2 separate regions of the Homo sapiens genome follow, and region 2 is linked to region 1. A link is a loop called in an ENCODE intact Hi-C map of the cell type or tissue named here. Cell type or tissue: PC-9. All regions are shown on one strand. Links, peaks and the distances in the headings refer to the core of each region. The heading gives the core; the rest is flanking DNA. Region 1 overlaps ZNRF1 (zinc and ring finger 1). Region 2 overlaps ZNRF1 (zinc and ring finger 1).

Region 1 (8,325 bases), core at 259-8,258:
ACCGGTCAAAGGTTACTGGGAAACGAGATCTGCGCACCATTTCAGAGTTGGCAGCTACAGATCACCTTTGCCTAGTAGAGATCACCCGAACCAAGCCACGGACAGACTGACATCATGAGCTTCCTGATAGGATGCAGTGGGAAGGACACATCATCATCTGTGCAGTCCTTCTGCCAAAAATGCTTAACTGGTAAAGGCAGGCCCTAATGGTTCTATTCTCGAGAGCCGACAAGTTACAAAAGGGAATTTCTTCAACTCAGTGAAAGGTATCTAGAAACCCACATCAACTGCCACTTGTAAAGGCGAAATTTTAAGAGCATTCTCTTTTAAATCTCTCTATGGTCAGGAACAAAACAAGGATGCCCACTTTCACTGCTTTAATTCAGTGGTGAATTAGAGAGCCAAGCCAGCATTATTCAATGTTAGGGGCTGAATAGTGTCCCTCCCCAAATTTATATGCTGAAGTCCTAACCTCCAGTACTTCAGAATGTGACTATATTTGAAAATAAGGCCTGTAAAGAAGTAATTAAGTAAAAATGAGGTCATCGGGGTGGGCCCTAATTCAACATAACTGGTGTTCATATGAGAATAGGAGATTAGGGGCTGGGGCTGACTCATGTCTGTAATCCCAGCACTTTGGGAAGCCAAGGCAGGTGAATCACTTGAGTCCAGGAGTTTGAGATGAGCCTGGGCAACAGGGCAAAACCCCATCTCTACAGAAAATACAAAAATCAGCCAGACGTGGCGGCGTGCCTGTAGTTCCAGCTACTTGGGAAGCTGAGGCAGGAGGATCCCCTGAGCCTGGGGAGGTTGAGGCTATAGTGAGCCATGATCACACCACTGCATGCTAACCTAGGCAACAAAGCCAGACCTTGTCTCAAAAAAAAAAAAGAATGATGAGGACACAGACACATACAAAGGGAAGACCATGTCAGGACACGGAGAAGCGGAGAAGACCACCATCTGCAAGCCAAGGAAAGAGGCCTCAGAAGAAACAACCCTGCTAATACCTTGATCTCGGCCGCCATGCCTCTAGAACTGTGAGAAAATACATTTCTGTTGTTTAAGCTACCCAGTTGGTAGTACAGCAGCCCTAGCAAAGTAACATGGTAGGCAAAAGATTTAAGGGCTTAAAAGGAGGAAACAGCTGTGATATGATTATCTATATTAGGAAAGGCAAGAAAATCTACAAATGGTAATAACTAACACAAGTTCAGCAAAGTTGCTAGACGCAAGATCTACACACACAAAAGTCAACAGCACTCCTCCACATGCCAATAACAATTAGAAAACAAACAGACACAAAAGTGTTCATTGTGACTCTATTTCTAACCACGGAAACGTGGAATCAAGTTAACTGCCCCTTGCTATGAATACAAATAAATAAATTGAGCCAGGCACAAGCTCATGCTTGTAATCCCGACTCTCTGGGAGGCCTGCTTGTAGCCAGGAGTTCAAGACCAGCCTGGGCAACATAGCCAGAATCCATCGCTACAAAAAATTTAAGAATTAGCTGGGCATGGTGGCATGCACCTGTAGTCCTAACTACTTGGGAGGCTGAAGCAGGAAGACTGCTTGAGCCCAGGAGTTCAAGATTACAGTGAACTGTGATCATGCCGCTGCACACCAGCCTGAGTAACAGGGTGGGACCCCATCTCTTAAAATAAATAAATAAATCTGTTGAGGTATATTTATCCACATATTAAGGGAACACTATAAAGCAGTTCAAATGAATGGGGTGGATCTGTAATGAATACATCTCAAAAACATAATGCTTAATTTTTTTTAATGGCAAGAGACAGATTATATCCACTTTTAACATACACACAAAATTGTGGGGATTCTTATAAGTGGTACAAGTACAGAGAAATCCACAGAAATAAAAAATAATATAAACATTTCATTTTGGTGCTAACACGTAGATGATCACTATATTATTTTTCTGTACTGTCCCGTATACCTGAAATACTTCATTCCGGGCGTGGTGGCTCACACCTGTAATCCCAGCACTTTGGGAGGCCGAGGTGGGCTGATCATGAGGTCAGGAGATCAAGACCATCCTGGCTAACACGGTGAAACCCCGTCTCTATTAAAAATACAAAAAAATTAGCCGGGCATGGTGGCAGATGCCTGTAGTCCCAGCTACTTGGGAGGCTGAGGCAGGAGAATGGTGTGAATCCAGGAGGCGGAGCTTGCAGTGAGCAGAGATCGCGCCACTGTGCTCCAGCCTGGGCGACAGAGCGAGACTCAGTCTCAAAAAAATAAAAAAATAAATAAAAAATAATAATAGAAGAAAACAGCTGGGTGTGGTGGCTCACGCCTGTAATCTCAGCATTTTGGGAGGCCAAGGCAGCAGATCACCTGAGGTCAGGAGTTCGGGATCAACCTGGGCAACATGGTGAAACCCCGTCTCCACTAAAAATACAAAACTTAGCTGGGCGTGGTGGCACATGCCTGTAATCCCAGCTACTTGGGAGGCTGAGGTACGAGAATCACTTGAACCCAGGAGGCAGAGGTTACAGTGAGCTGAGATCGTGCCACTGCACTTCAGCCTGGGTGACAGAGCAAAACTCTGTCTCAAACAAAACAAAACACAAAATGAAACACCCAACTCATTGAGGCCTATATAAATGCAAACATTTGGCTGGGCGCGGTGGCTCACACATGTAATAATACCAGCACTTTGGGAGGCCGAGGCAGGCAGATCACCTGAGGTCAGGAGTTCGAGACCAGCCTGGTTAACATGGTGAAACCCCGTTTCTACTAAAAATAAAAAAAATTAGCCAGGCATGGTGGTGCGTGCCTGTAATCCCAGCTACTTGGGAGGCTGAGGCAGGAGAATTGCTTGAACCCAGGAGGTGGAGATTGCAATGAGCTGAGATCGTGCCATTGTACTCTAGCTTGGGCAACGAGAGTGAAACTCCATCTCAAAAATAAAAATAAAAAAAAAAGCAAACATTAAATTCTAAATGACAGCGGGACACAGTGGCCTGTAGTGCCAGCTATTTGGGAGGCTGAGGTGGGAGGATCACTTGAGCCCAGGAATTCGAGACTGCAGTGAGCCATGATCATGCCACTGCACTCCAGCCTGGGTGAATTAGCCCTGTCTCTGGAAAAAAAAAAAAAAAAAAAGACGAAGAAGAAGATTCAGCTGAGCAAGTTAGGTTTACTGGCACCAGATGCAGGTTCACACTCAAAGTCAAGACCATGCTATGGCCATGGCAGGAGGCCAGCCTGGGCAACACAGCAAGACCCTGTCTCTTAAAAAACAAACAAACAAACAAACAAACAAGTCTATTACTATGGATGGCTCAGATAAAGCCAGCGATTGACACTGTCATAGCATCTTTATTGCTAAGTTAAAAAAAAATATTGCACCCAGCACAATTTGCACTGGTCCCACCTCTACTTATTAGTAGTAATCTTCACAGCTCATCCATCCCCTCTCTATGCCTAAGGTAATGACTCAAGCTTCTCCTTCCCAGCCTTTTCCTAATAGAAAAAAAATGGTCAAGAGCACCTAACAAAAAACCATAATGCAAATGCAAAAGGGCAGGCAGAGTTCATGTATTTAATTTTAGGTCTGTTACTAGGTTTTTCTTGAGCCCTGGCCAGGGTTATTCTGGTCCTGGCATGGGGAACATAGTTTGCATGGGTGTGGGTTAAATTAAAAACAAACAAACAAATAAAACTCTCACATCAAGTGCTCAAAGAACATGTCCCTAGGCTGGATCCTTGAGGCAGCCGGACAAGCACCACCCACGATCCAACCAGGACACCTGCCAGAAGATCCTAAGACGAAGTTTGTTTCCCACATTACAGAAAAAGGACAGGGGCAGCAGCTAACACAATAATTATTTCAAACACTCTACCACCTCCTTCTTCTGGTGGAAGTATTATGCAACATTAGAGAAAGGAATTCCACTTTGAATAGGCCCATGGGTGACAGAGCACCATACTAAGCTCTCCTTAGGGAATTATATTAAATAACAGATAAGCTGCTTAACATATTATGTTACTTCACTTTTAAGAATTCCATTCATGGTTCATTTGTTATAAACGCAGTCCCTTTTCCAAGGGAAAGGGGTATGTCCATCAAATAACTTAATTAAAAATATGGCCATACTGCCTTGTGAAATTAGTGGCAGAGAAGTCAACAGGATGAGGAAGCCTGAAAGTCAAGAGCTTGGGCTGGGTATGGTGGCTCACATCTGTAATCCCAGCACTTTATGAGGCAGGAGGATCGCTTGAGGCCAGGAGTTCAAGACCAGCCTGGGCAATATAGCAAGACCCCCATCTCTATTTAAAAAAAAAAAAATGGCTGGGTGCAGTGGCTCATCATGCCTATAATCCCAGCACTTTTGGAGGCCGAGGCAGGCAGATCACTTGAGATCAGGAGTTTGAGACCAGCCTGGCCAACATGGCAAAAGCCAGTCTCTACTAAAAATACAAAAATTAGCTGGGCATGGTGGCGCATGCCTGTATGCCTATAGTCCTAGCTATTTGGGAGGCTGAAGTGGGAGGATCACTTGAACCCAGGAGGCAGAGGTTGCAGTAAGCTGTGCAATTCTAGCCTGGGCAACAGAGAGAGACTCCGTCTCAAAAAATAAAATAAATTTTAAAGAAAGTCAGAGCTCTATCTGTCCTACACCTAGGGAAGGTGACATCTAAACCACTCTAAGAAATTCCAAAGTTTAAATTCTGAAAGTCAAGATCACATTTTAAAAGTACAAAGCAGCTGGGCATGGTGGCTCACACCTGTATTCCCAGCACTTTGGGAGGCTGAGGCGGGTGGATCACCTGAGGTCAGCAGTTCAAGACCAGCCTGGCCAACATGGTGAAACCACGTCTCTACTACAAACACAAAATTAGCCAGTACTACAAATACAAAATTAGCCGGGTATGGTGGTGCATGCCTGTAATCCCAGCTACCTAGGAGGCCAAGGCAGGAGAATGGCTTGAACCAGGGAAGTGGAGGTTGCAGTGAGCAGAGATCGCATCATTACCCTCCAGCCTGGGCAACAAGAACAAAACTCTGTCTCAAAAAAAAAAAAAAAAGTACAAAGCAAGAATGGCTGGCTCCTGATATGCAACAGGTTTCGTGGAAAACCAGTACTCCACCCAACCCAGGATCCCCCATGTCTCTTACATGCTATATATACCTGTGTATATATGCCATATACTGTCTCTTTTATCAGAGTTTATCAGATTGTGAGCTCTATGAGGGCAAGAACCATGTCTTATCCATTTCTGTGTATCTATCAGGACTGAAAATGATTCCTTGCATATATTATAGTTAAATGTTCTGTAAGTATTAGCTGGGTTTGAGTGAATCCAGCACAAAAAGGCCTGGTGAGGTAGAAGGAAGATAAGAACTGTACAGTTTTGGAAGGCAGCCTGTTCAAAACAAACACATGTCTAAAATGTAAAAGAAGAACAGCCAAATTTTACAAGAAAGAGAAAAAATGTTCCTTAAAGTAAAACTGAGGAAGGGAAGCACCAGTTTCCTCTCACAAGCTTCTGAAAAGATAAAACCATGTCTGGTTTCAGTGATAATGTGTTACAGGCTTAGGCAAGAACAGGTGAAAAAAATCTGATAAATGCAATCAACCATGAAGCTGGCCACAGCTCAGGGCTGAGGGAACCAGACTTGGCCAGGCTGCTTAGAAACTCATTGGTATAAATACGGCTTTAAAACAAAGGAGGCTCAAAAAGAGGAGAGATGATAAATGCATCAGTCTCAACTTGTTCTTTATTGTAGACAGTCTCCCACTTCTATTCAAGTATTTTTGGAGTGCCAACTACCAGTGAGACAAGGAGGTGGGATGACACCAAGTATAACACCAAGGGAAGCACTCAAGGGTCATCTTTACCGTCCCGGAGCTGGCCTTGGCCTGCGTTCCCACTAGCTGTTAAACCCAACATGCCAAACCTGGAAGAACGCTAATACATCAAGCATTGGTGTACAGCAGGCCTTCGCTTATTATAACCTCTAAAGAGCAGTGAGCCCATTTCAGGCCCTCTGTGAGAGGTCACAAGGACCTCTGAATGAAAAAATATCAGGATTCAAAAACCATTCTGCAGAAATCAACAGGCTGATCCTAAAACGTACATGGAAATGCAAAGGACCTAGGATAGTCAAAACCCAACATTATTTTGAAAAAGAGGAACAAAAATGGAGACTGTACACTACCCAATTTCAAAACTTATCATAAAGTTACAAGTAACCACAATAGCAACAGACACATAAATCAATGGAACAGAATTGAAAGCCGAGAAATAAACCACTACATTTATGACCAGTTGATTCTGCCAAGGGAATTCAGGAAGAAAGGATGGTCTTTTCAACAAATGATGTTGCTACAACTAGAAATATGTGTGTTTACAAAAAAAAAAAAAAAAAAAGAAAGAAACAGACACTCCCTCCCTCATACCATATCCAAAAATTAACTCAAAATGGAACACAGACATATGTAAGAGCTAAAACTATAAAACTTCTAGATGAAAATAGGAGAAATTTTTGTAACCTTGGTCTAGACACTTTTTTTTACATATACCAAAAGCATCATTCATAAAAGCAAAAAATTGATAAATTAGACAACCAAAATTAAAAATGTTTGCTCTTCCAAAGATACCATATAAGCAAATAAAAGCACAGGCCACACATTGGGAGAAAATAGTTGCAAATCATATCTGACAAAAGACATATTCATAATACATAAACTCTTACAACTCACTGACAAACAACTCAATTTTTAAAAATGAGGATATACAGAAAATCATTGGACCTTCCTCTTAATTTTGCTGTGAACCTAAAACTGCTCTATTAAAATAATTAAGTCTTTGTTTTTTGAGACGGAGTTTTGCTCTTGTTGCCCAGGCTGGACTGCAGTGGCATGATCTCAGCTCACTGCGACCTCCGTCTCCCAGGTTCAAGTGATTCTCCTGCCTCAGGCTCCCGAGTAGCTGGGATTATAGGCGTCTGCCACCATGCCCAGCTAATTTTATATATATATATTTTTTTTTTTAGTAGAGATGGGGTTTCACCATGTTGGCCAGGCTGGTCTCGAACTCCTGAGAGAATTAAGTCTTAAAAACAGAAAACAACAAGCAAGCAAAGATTTGAATTGACATTTCACCAAAAAAGATAAGTGAATTGTTAAACACATGAAAAGGGATCATCACTAGCTAACGAAATACAAATTAAAATCACAGTGAGGACTGGGCACGGTGGCTCACGCCTGTAATCCCAGACCTTTGAGAGGCTGAGGCGGGCGTATCACTTGGGTCAAGAGTTGGAGACCAGCCTGGCCAACATGGTGAAACCCCATCTGTAACAAAAAATACAAAAATTAGCCGGATATGGCGGCATGCACACGTAGTCCCAGCTACTCTGGAGGCTGAAGTGGGAGAATCACTTGAACCCAGGAGGCAGAGGCTGCAGTGAGCTGAGATCATGCCGTTGCACTCTAGCCTGGGCGACAGGGTGAGACCCTGTCTCAAAAATAAATAAATAAATAAAATAAATTAAAATCACAATGTGGTACCACTACATACCTACTAGAATGACTATAATCCGTAAGTCAACAATACACGGTGTTGGCAAGGATGTGGCAAAACTGGAACTCTCAACCATTGCCCATGAAAATGTAAAATGTACAGCCACTTTGGAAAAGGCTGCCAGTTTCTCAAACGTTTAAACACAAACTTCTCATATGGAATCTTATGTCCACATAAAATCACGAACATGAATGTTCACAGCAGCATCATTCATAATTGTCTTAAGCTAGAAACAATCCAAAAGTCTATCAGCTGGTGAATGGATAGACTGACTGTGGTAAATTCATATAATGGAATACTATTTAGCAATAAAAACTACCGATGTCAGCACAAACTACTGATACATACTCAACACATATGAACTTAAAAACATGGTAAGTGGGCTGGGCATGGTGGCTTATGCCTGTAATCCCTGCACTTTGGAAGGCCAAGGTGGGTGGATCACCTGAGGTCAGGAGTTCGAGACCAGCCTGGCCAACGTGATGAAACCCCATCTCTACTAAAAATACAAAAAATTAGCTGGGCATGGTGGCGCGCACCCATAATCCCAGCTACTCAGGAGGCTAAGCCAGGAGAATCACTTGGACCCAGGAGGCAGAGGTTGCAGTGAGCCGAGATTGCGCCACTGCACTCCAGCCTGGGCAACAAGAGCAAAACTCTGTCTCAAAAAAAAAAAAAAAAAAAAAAAAACCCACAAAAAACAAAAACAAAAACATGGTGAGTGAAGGACACCAAACAGAAAATAATACATACTGTATGATTTCA
Region 2 (8,325 bases), core at 12-8,011, 52 kb before region 1:
GAACATGGCAATTACTGATTCCTAAGTAGTTTATCTTTGCATTTTCTCCTACTGATTGGTAACTCAACTGTGAGCCCAAGGGACTAGTTAGAATTCTCTGGGTCCCATACAGCTTCCCACACCAGGTGTGTTCTCTCCCCATCTGTGTCAGCTCCAGGAGGGCACATGTGGTCTCCCTCATCGCCCCCCAGGAGGTGATGGATTCAGGGAAGGGAGAGGCAGGTATGAGGATAAGGCTTAGGCGCTTTATGACAAGACTGGACTTGACTCTCTTTTTGCACCGAACCTCACTAGGGGAAAGGGAAGGGGAAGGGGAAGGGGGCGCGAGGGCGATTCTTCTTGTCCTGGGGCGGAAGGCCTGTGCACTAAAGGACTCAGACTTGAGCAGAGGAAGGTTAGAGGCAGCCTTTCCTCACCACTCCACAAGGCGGTTTTATGCACAGTGCAGTGTTGTGCCTTTACCAGCTGGCCTGAGTCTGCTGCACTGGTGGGAAGAACTAAAATGTGCAGGCACCCCAACCAGGCTGGCACACGGCAGGGAGCACATTTCACTGGGACCAAGAGCCACTGGCTGCAAAAGGCCACCTGGAGGTTCCCGGCAATAGGAAGGAGTCAGGGTCTTTGACTCAGACAGCATGGGGAAGCCAGCAGTGCCCACACAGAGCCCAGTGCCCAGGGAGCAGCATTCTTCCACAGCAGGAGGCAGGAGGCACACAAACCCAGCAAGAGGTTGCAGTGGGCTGAGTACAACTTCCTGTCCCCACCCCTGGGGCTGTGGGAGTTAGTGGCCTCCGGATGTCCCTGAGAGCCTAGCAGGGAAGTGGAAATGGCTGAAGCTGATGCTTGCCTATCAACTGGTTCCTACAAGACTTCCAGAAGCATCTGACACGAACCTGCTGCCTGCCGTCAGAGAAAAGCCATGGCGGGGGCCTCGCAGCACAAAACCCAGGCGCCTGGCCCACACAAACTGAGACTCTGCTGCAGATGGAGTCAAATGTCCCCTGGTATCTCCAGGCCCCTAGAGAAGAGGTTCAACAAATGCTGCCGGATAAGAACAAAGCCAAACTTTCTGCCATCTGGGTTCTGCCCTTTTCTTACTACCTCTGAAGCACCTCCCAAGTTTCCTGACGCCACTGTACAAAGCCAGCCAATGTCACTGCCCAAGGGAGAGCTTGGAAGTGTGTTTGGCCTGGCTGGGGATGGTGTCAGTGCCTGTCCCTCTAACCAGACCAGGGAACCAAACCAGAATGGCGAGCACGGCCCTGGAGCTGAAACAGGAGGGAGGGATGATGCCTGTGATGGGCTGGGGGTGGGAGGCGGTGGCATCTTCTGCTCCCTCCCTGGGATCCAGGCACGGTGCTTCTGACAGCTGCTATTTGTCAAAGCAAAGATATCTGGGAGGAGGAGCAAAAGAGCCTTAATTCTCTAAGCCAGCTATATGCAGGTAACTCCTCAGACACACACACCATGACTCCTAAAGCCCCTGTGGGGATCTTCGGATAAGCTCATGCAGCTGCTAAGTGGTGATGACTCCCAAGCCCAAGTTTCTGCCACCCAGCGACCTGGCCCCTTTTCCTTAAAAGACCAGGCCATAAGGGTGTCTTCCCTTGGGGCTGGAAAACACCACCCGTCTCACAGGCACTTTGCATCTCCCCCTTTCTGTGAAGTGTGTGCAGAGGACCCAAGGTGGATGGAGGAACCTGGTCACTGAGTGAACAGACCAGACAGGAGAGACACACACCTGCCCTCCACCATGCCAGGCTCGAGTATTCTGCAGAGTTCTGGCAACACATCCTCAAGAGACCCTGGAACTGCTAGAAGTATGGAGGGGTGGGGAGGCTCACACAGCTGCAGACACAGATCTGCACCTGGCTGGGAGGGAAAGCCCGTGCAGCTCCGAGGCAGCAGCTGAGCACAGGAACATGCCTCTCCATCTCCACTTGTGCCTGGTGGCCATGAAGGGCCCAGAGAGAAGGAAGGTGGGAGTCAGAGGGGAAACCCCTAGCAAATGACGCACAGGCTCAGGTTCCACCCCCTGACCTCATTTCCAGCCTAGGTGCGGTGGAGTGCCTGGTCCTGCTGCCTATTCAGCATGCAGAGCTGCTGGCCCAGTCTGCCAGGGACAGGACAGGGCAGTGCCACCCATGCCAGGCCTTGTCAGCTCCCCTTTTGGGAAATCTGGGGGGCTGTGCTCTTCAGGCAACAGGGTGACCTTGAGCAGAGAGTGTAGCCTACCAGCAGCGGCCCATCCAACTGCCCAGCCCTTTGAAGTGCAATGCAATTGTTTTGGTGAGCTGGGCCACCCGCAATGAGGATAGTGGGGGCAGCCAACTAAAGCTCAGGCCTGGAGCGCTTCATACTTTCCTACTGAGGCCACTACAGCTCCCTCCCACAGTCCTCTTTCCTGTAGCCACCTGTTCCTGGTTTCCCCACTTGTGTTAGGGCCTTGCAGGCCTCCCCTAGTCGCTTTCGCTCCTCATACACCCAGCAGCGGCCAGTCTGGCAGTCAGTGCAGCCGGTCAGCAACAGCTGGACACCCTGGGTGAGCAGTCACCTGCCCCTCCTCGCCCTCCTGTAGGAGGAGTAACAGGACAGACACCTCCGCAGTCTGACTCCAGCCTGTCCAGCCTGACTCCAGCCCATCCAGCATCTAACAATGGCTCTGGGCAATGCCCCAAGCAAGGCTGGGCAAACTCCTCGGCCAGCACCCGGTTTCCCCAGGCAGGGAAAGGGTAGGGTGCTTTCATTCTGACCACAGGGTCTCTGAGAGGAGGAGACATGGGACAAAGAATTGCCTGCAGGCACAGGGCAGGCTATAGCAGGAGCCATTTCTGCTTTTCCAGGAAGCCAGGTCCTCTCACATTTTTATTTTATATTTTATTTTTTGAGACAGGGTCAAGCTCTGTTGCCTAGGCTGGAGTGCAGTGGCGTGATCAAGCTCACTGCTGCCTCAATCTCCTGGGCTCAAGTGATCCTCTCACCTCAGCCTCCTGAGAAGTTGGAACTACAGGCGCTTGCCACCATGTCAGACAAATTTTTTGTTTTTAGTAAATGGGGTCTCACTATGTTGCCCAGGCTGGTTTCAAATTCCTGAGCTCAAGCAATCTCGGTTCCCCAAAGTGTTGGGATTACAGACGTGAGCCACTGCATCCGGCCTCCCTTGCCTTTAAAAGACAGCTTGTGTGACATTTAGCATCTCAAGAGCCTTAAAGATGGGGGCAATGGCCTTTGGCAGAGGGGAGGAAGAGGGCATCATGACATAAGAAGCTGAGCATGGGCTTCTGCTCCCCCAGAACACAGCTGAGGGGAGCTCTCCTTGGTGCTGCTGGCAAATGAACCTGCCGCCCCCCAGATTCTCCCTGGGCTGAGGACCCCTAAGCTTCCAGTCAAAAGCGGGTCATCTCCACGACTCCACAGGATTACAATGCTCTTCCGTTCAGAGCATCACCAATCAGACCCCCACCTCCACGCTTGTTCTGCTAGCCCAGAGACTCGAGGGTCAAAATTTGAATGCGTATTCTTTAGGGCAAGGTCCCTCAGTCTCAGAGTCACAAACAGAGATGTTAGAAAGGGAGAGAAATTAAAAGGCCCATTCGGGTTGATCCATCTTACCCACAAAAACAAACCAACGAACCCCCTCCCTCTTATACAGTATCCTCACCTTCCAGGAAGGCGCTTAGGAGGACAGGGGGTTTAACATTCGGTGCTCTGGAGTCAACCGCCCTTCCCTGCCCCTCCAGCAGGGGCTCAGCACATTCCCAAACTTCCCCAGCCAGGTGCCTGTCCTCGGAGCACCAGGCACTAGCTGAACCAGTTAAACTAGTCTCGCCTTTCCTAAGTTGTGTTTTTTCTAAGCTAGCAGGCAGCTACTGGAGGCCTTCCAACCCACCACTCAGGCCAACCCTCATAATAAGAAAAATACTACTTTCTATCTGCCTCATTTAGGAGGTTTCTACTTTTTTCCTTTAGTGGTTAACTAAATTTCATCTTATATAACCATCATAAATTTTCTAAAAATTTCCGCAATTGGTGCCAACAACCACAGAAAGTGTGTGTGTAAATGGGAAGTCTTCAGGGGAGTGACCAGGAGTTCTAGTGAATCTTCATAAGAAAACTCTTCACTAAGAAAGCCCCGCCTCGCCCCCTTTCCAGAAAGATTCCAAGAACTCACACCTCTGACTCTTAAGTCTTTTTTTAAATTAGAAAAGGTAACATGCAGCAGGTGAGGTTGGGATGATGACAAATCATGGGGAATACATTGGAGCTCCTGAGCTTTGGCCCACGGTCTGTGCTCTCTCTGAGCTGGAGCAGGCCCTGGGCGTGCCTGGGGATGCCCACTCCACATACACCCCCGGAAGCAAATGCTCTCCTCTTACCTGGAAGGTTTAGGGTCTTCAGAAAAGACAAAGACTGAACATGAGGAGTCCATACCACATGAACAGGGTCCACAGAGGGCCGGACCATTGTTTCTGAACAAAGCACTTCACCACGTTGAGACAAAGTCCACTGGAAGGACTGGAGACAACTGGCCTCTCTTTGCCTCCAGTGGTAAAGGACTGGCTTTTGCAAAAGAGAGCCTTAGGTGTAAAGCCTCTAGTTTACACACACACACACACACACACACACACACACACACACACGTGCACACATACAGAAACACATGCACCCTTGAGGAGGTGGCCTGCCCCTCAATTCCATGACAAGGGAAAAACTAGAACCAGAACCAGAGGAGCAGTGGTCATGCCTCAGGCTGGCTGGCCAATCTCCCCTTCCTCTAAGGGGGGCCCGGCTCCCGGTGTGGTTTCTGTAGTCTTGGGTGAGGCTGCCGGTGGTGGGGTGTAGGGGGGTAAACCAACAGCGCCAGGCACTCAAGTGCTGATACAGAGGGGGACAGGGGGACACATGGTGGCGTCCCAGGCAGTTCTCTGGCAGAGGAGCTGGACAGCCTCACCTTCCCGGTTCTCCACAGGGCAGTGGGGGTAACTCTGCATTTGGGCCATGGGGGCCCAAGAGCACTCTGTCCTCCACGGCTGCTCTTGCAAAGTTCTTCCTGAGAGCCAGGTTTTCTCAGGCTGAGCCCCTCTGAGGCTTCTTTGTATTCTTCCTACAACAAACGCAGTGTCTACAGAGAACGCCCTAGCAACCCACAGGACAAACGGAGGACTTCATGAGGTCTCCACACATGTGGGAAAGAAGTGAATAGGGTTTTTGAGGCCATGGCTAGGGAGGGCTGTGAGACGCAGGGAAGGCTCCTCTCCCTCCCTGGTCCCAAGCGGAGACGGCGAACAGGGACAAAGCTGAGCCTGAGCGTCCTGACAGCATGCATGCGACAGGACTGACGCGAAGCCTGCAGCACATGTGACAACAGACTTAGAGAACTGGCAGCAGTCAGCCCAGGAGAAAGGAGGCGTTGTCCCCTGGGGAGGAAAGGGGCTTCCCAGACCACAGCTATGATGCCCAGGGGAGGGCCGTGCGGGTCCTCCCACCTGAGCATGGCCTAACAAATGCATGGAGCTGAGCCACGTGGGTAATATGCCCACCTGCATCCAGAGTCTTTTGGCTGAACAAGTAATTAAGAGAGAAGTTTTCAGGAGACCTGAGTGGACGCCATTAGTCAGTTACTTCCCAGGAAATGCTCTGAGACCATGATCCCTCCTAGGCTCATGCTTTGTAGGGGAAAGAGCCCTCTGGGAGTGAGGAGGCTGCAGGGCAGAGAAGAGTCTCCCTAGGAAACATTCTCGCTGGGCTGGTTGCGTGATCCAGTCCTCAGATGCTCTCAGAAATCCCAGAACTCTTTTTCCAACCACTACTATGACTTGAATCTGGGAAGGTGGGCCAGTACCAGGGTTGGAGTGCACTCAGATCCACTGCCTGGTCTAGTGGAAGATGCCGTTTTCTGATGAACATGGTTTGGAGACCAGACTAAACACTAAGCATGGAAAATCGAGGGTCAGCAGTGGCGTGGGCTGAGCAGCACTGAGGAGAAGTCTGTGGGCTCTGGAAAACTGCAAAAAGAAACCTATGAAGGTCTCACATCTTTCATGGCAGCTGTAACTTCCCAAGCACTGACCATGTGCCAGGCTCTGTACCAAAGGCCTTTATGTGCCATCTCTTACCCAGTTCTGACAATCCTATGAACCAAGTATTGCTATCCACATTTTACAGAGCAGAAAACTGAGGCTCCGCTAAGCTGAGCAACTTGTATAAGATTGTAGACACAGAGTGGTAGAGGGAGATTTGAACTCCCATCACCTGGACTCCAAAGCCTTATGCACAGCATGCTAGGCAGATGTTGACAGTCATTTTGTTTCCCAGAGGCGTCCTGTTAGGTTAGCTTGGGTGTTTTGAAATCCCCTGCCCTCAGGGTCCTACCCTCTGCGGTATTCACTGTTCGGCTCTGAGGCAGCCTCCAAGGTAGGAGGCAACATGGCCAGGGTGGAGCAGCAAGGTGTCCTATCCGCATTTTCAATCCCCAGAGCGTCTCTATGTCACACATAGTCCCCCGTCAAGCTCTCTGGTGTGGACTCATAGGACTAAATCAGGTGTTCGTCCGAGTTCGAACGTGACAAGGAGACGACCAGCTTCCCAGCACTCTATGCATGCCACCAGCACACAGCCCCCACCTCCCCAAGGAGGGCGGGTGCTTGCTCTGGGCCCCTCTGCTAAGCCGTGGAGGACACCTGGCTGTCTTGGGGCCTTCCACAGTCAAGGGTGAAGGAAAGGCTGCATCTCCCAGCCAAAGTCCTCAGAACTGAGTTGCAGAGAGGCAGGGGCCTAACTGAGCAGCCCGAGAGCCTTCCCAGACCTCGGACCTGACCCCTGGGCCTTCCTTCCTTGTCCCACTCCTCTTCCTCTCTGACCTGAGCAGCAAGGCTCCCAGAACAGTCCACTTCCTCACCACCACTGAGGCACACCTGCCAGAGGGCAGGGTGAAAATACTGCCCAGAACCACCCTCGACTGGAGGCTCCCACAAGGACTGGCCGGCTCCCCCGACGGATGCTCTGGAGGCTGGTGAGGCAGGCCAAGCCCTTACCGTTGTAGGAGAGGCGAGGTTTGCTCAAACACATTATAAAGTGCATTTCCATCTCGTCAGAAGCCACAGACTTGGAGCAAATGGGGCACTTGAAACCTGAAAGAGAGGAGAATGGGATGAAATGTTTTCTCCAGATCCAGTACATCCACAGTACATGTGGACACTCTCGAATGACAGCCATGTGGGCTCAGGGTCAATGTGGAGGATGACCATCAGAACAGACCCTGGACCTGTCCTCCTTCAAGGACTCATTTGAGCATCTGCCTTTTTTTTTTTTTTTTTTGAGACGAAGTCTCACTCTGTCGCCCAGGCTGGAGTGCAGTGGCACGATCTCAGTTCACTGCAACCTCTGCATCCCGGGTTCAAGCGATTCTCCTGCCTCAGCCTTCCAAGTAGCTGGGATTACAGGTGTCTGCCATGACGCCTGGCTAATTTTTGTATTTTTAGTAGAGAGGGGGTTTCACTATGGTGGCCAGGCTAGTCTTGAACTCCTGACATCAGGTGATTCACCCGCCTCGGCCTCCCAAAGTTCTGAGATTACAGGCATGAGCCACCGCGCCCGGTGGCATTTGCCTTTTATTGCAGCCTTTGACTGACTGCCAGCTTTCACTAGGGCTCACCCTGCCTTATGTGCCTCGTTAAGGTTTAACCAAGGTCACTGACACCTGACTTGAGTTTTATCTTCTTTAGACCCTTTCTCAGATGGGTCTGGTGGACAATGGGGTAGGGAGGCATCAAACCAAGGCACCTGGAAACAGCCTTTGCATAACAGTTTAACATTCTTCTGCCTCACAGCCTTTCAGCCACTTGGTTGGATCACCCTGGGAGGAATCTCATCCCTCACCCAGCTCCCAGCCTCAGCCGCCCATGCCAGGTAGCAACTCTCTCCCTCACCCACAGCCCCCTCTGCCTCCTTTGTGGCTTAAGGCCACTGTCCTTTGAGATGTGTGTGAACTGCTTACACATCCAGAGTTTCAACTGATACAGAATTGTACCCATACTGGAGAATTTTGGTTGAGAATCTTTCGAGTTGAACTCCGTTAAGCAAACCTAATCCCCTGATCCATTTGTCCATACAACACAGATGAATTATTTCTAATTTTTTCCAATCTACTTTCATTGAAATGATTTTCAAATGGATCAATTCTTTTCCATATACATTCTATCAAAAAGATCTGTTGCCACTGAAATCTTATTTCTCTGCATTAAATTGTGCACATCACAGTTTCTCCCTTTTGTGACTGTGATTCCTGCCCGCCCAGCCTGGACTTCCTAATGTGGCACATTTAAC

Evidence for each region. Peaks named below come from ENCODE experiments on the same cell type or tissue, not always from the same donor. Only the 100,000 strongest peaks of a DNase experiment are listed, where the experiment ranks them.
Region 2: a loop joins it to region 1, with 3 times the contacts of the local background. A loop is called at or near these places in 23 of 110 quality-filtered maps.

The regions. Positions count from the first base shown.
Region 1 is chr16:75,040,524-75,048,848 of GRCh38, reverse strand. The region is part of intron 1 of ZNRF1 (zinc and ring finger 1); the gene reads right to left. Among named protein-coding and RNA genes, the nearest start is that of ZNRF1, 46 kb to the right of the region's middle. In PC-9, for the core only: no CTCF peak of the experiment used is centred there; a DNase peak (open chromatin) is centred at 3,808; H3K27ac peaks cover 4,473 bases.
Region 2 is chr16:75,092,377-75,100,701 of GRCh38, reverse strand. ZNRF1 (zinc and ring finger 1) reads right to left here. Exons shown (of 5, transcript NM_032268.5): 2 at 7,035-7,130. Among named protein-coding and RNA genes, the nearest start is that of LDHD, 20 kb to the left of the region's middle. RefSeq lists silencers at 494-553, 664-723, 7,222-7,414 and enhancers at 2,075-2,194, 3,921-4,650, 4,651-5,381. In PC-9, for the core only: CTCF peaks have their summits at 3,520 and 3,720; a DNase peak (open chromatin) is centred at 3,811; H3K4me3 peaks cover 634 bases; H3K27ac peaks cover 1,333 bases.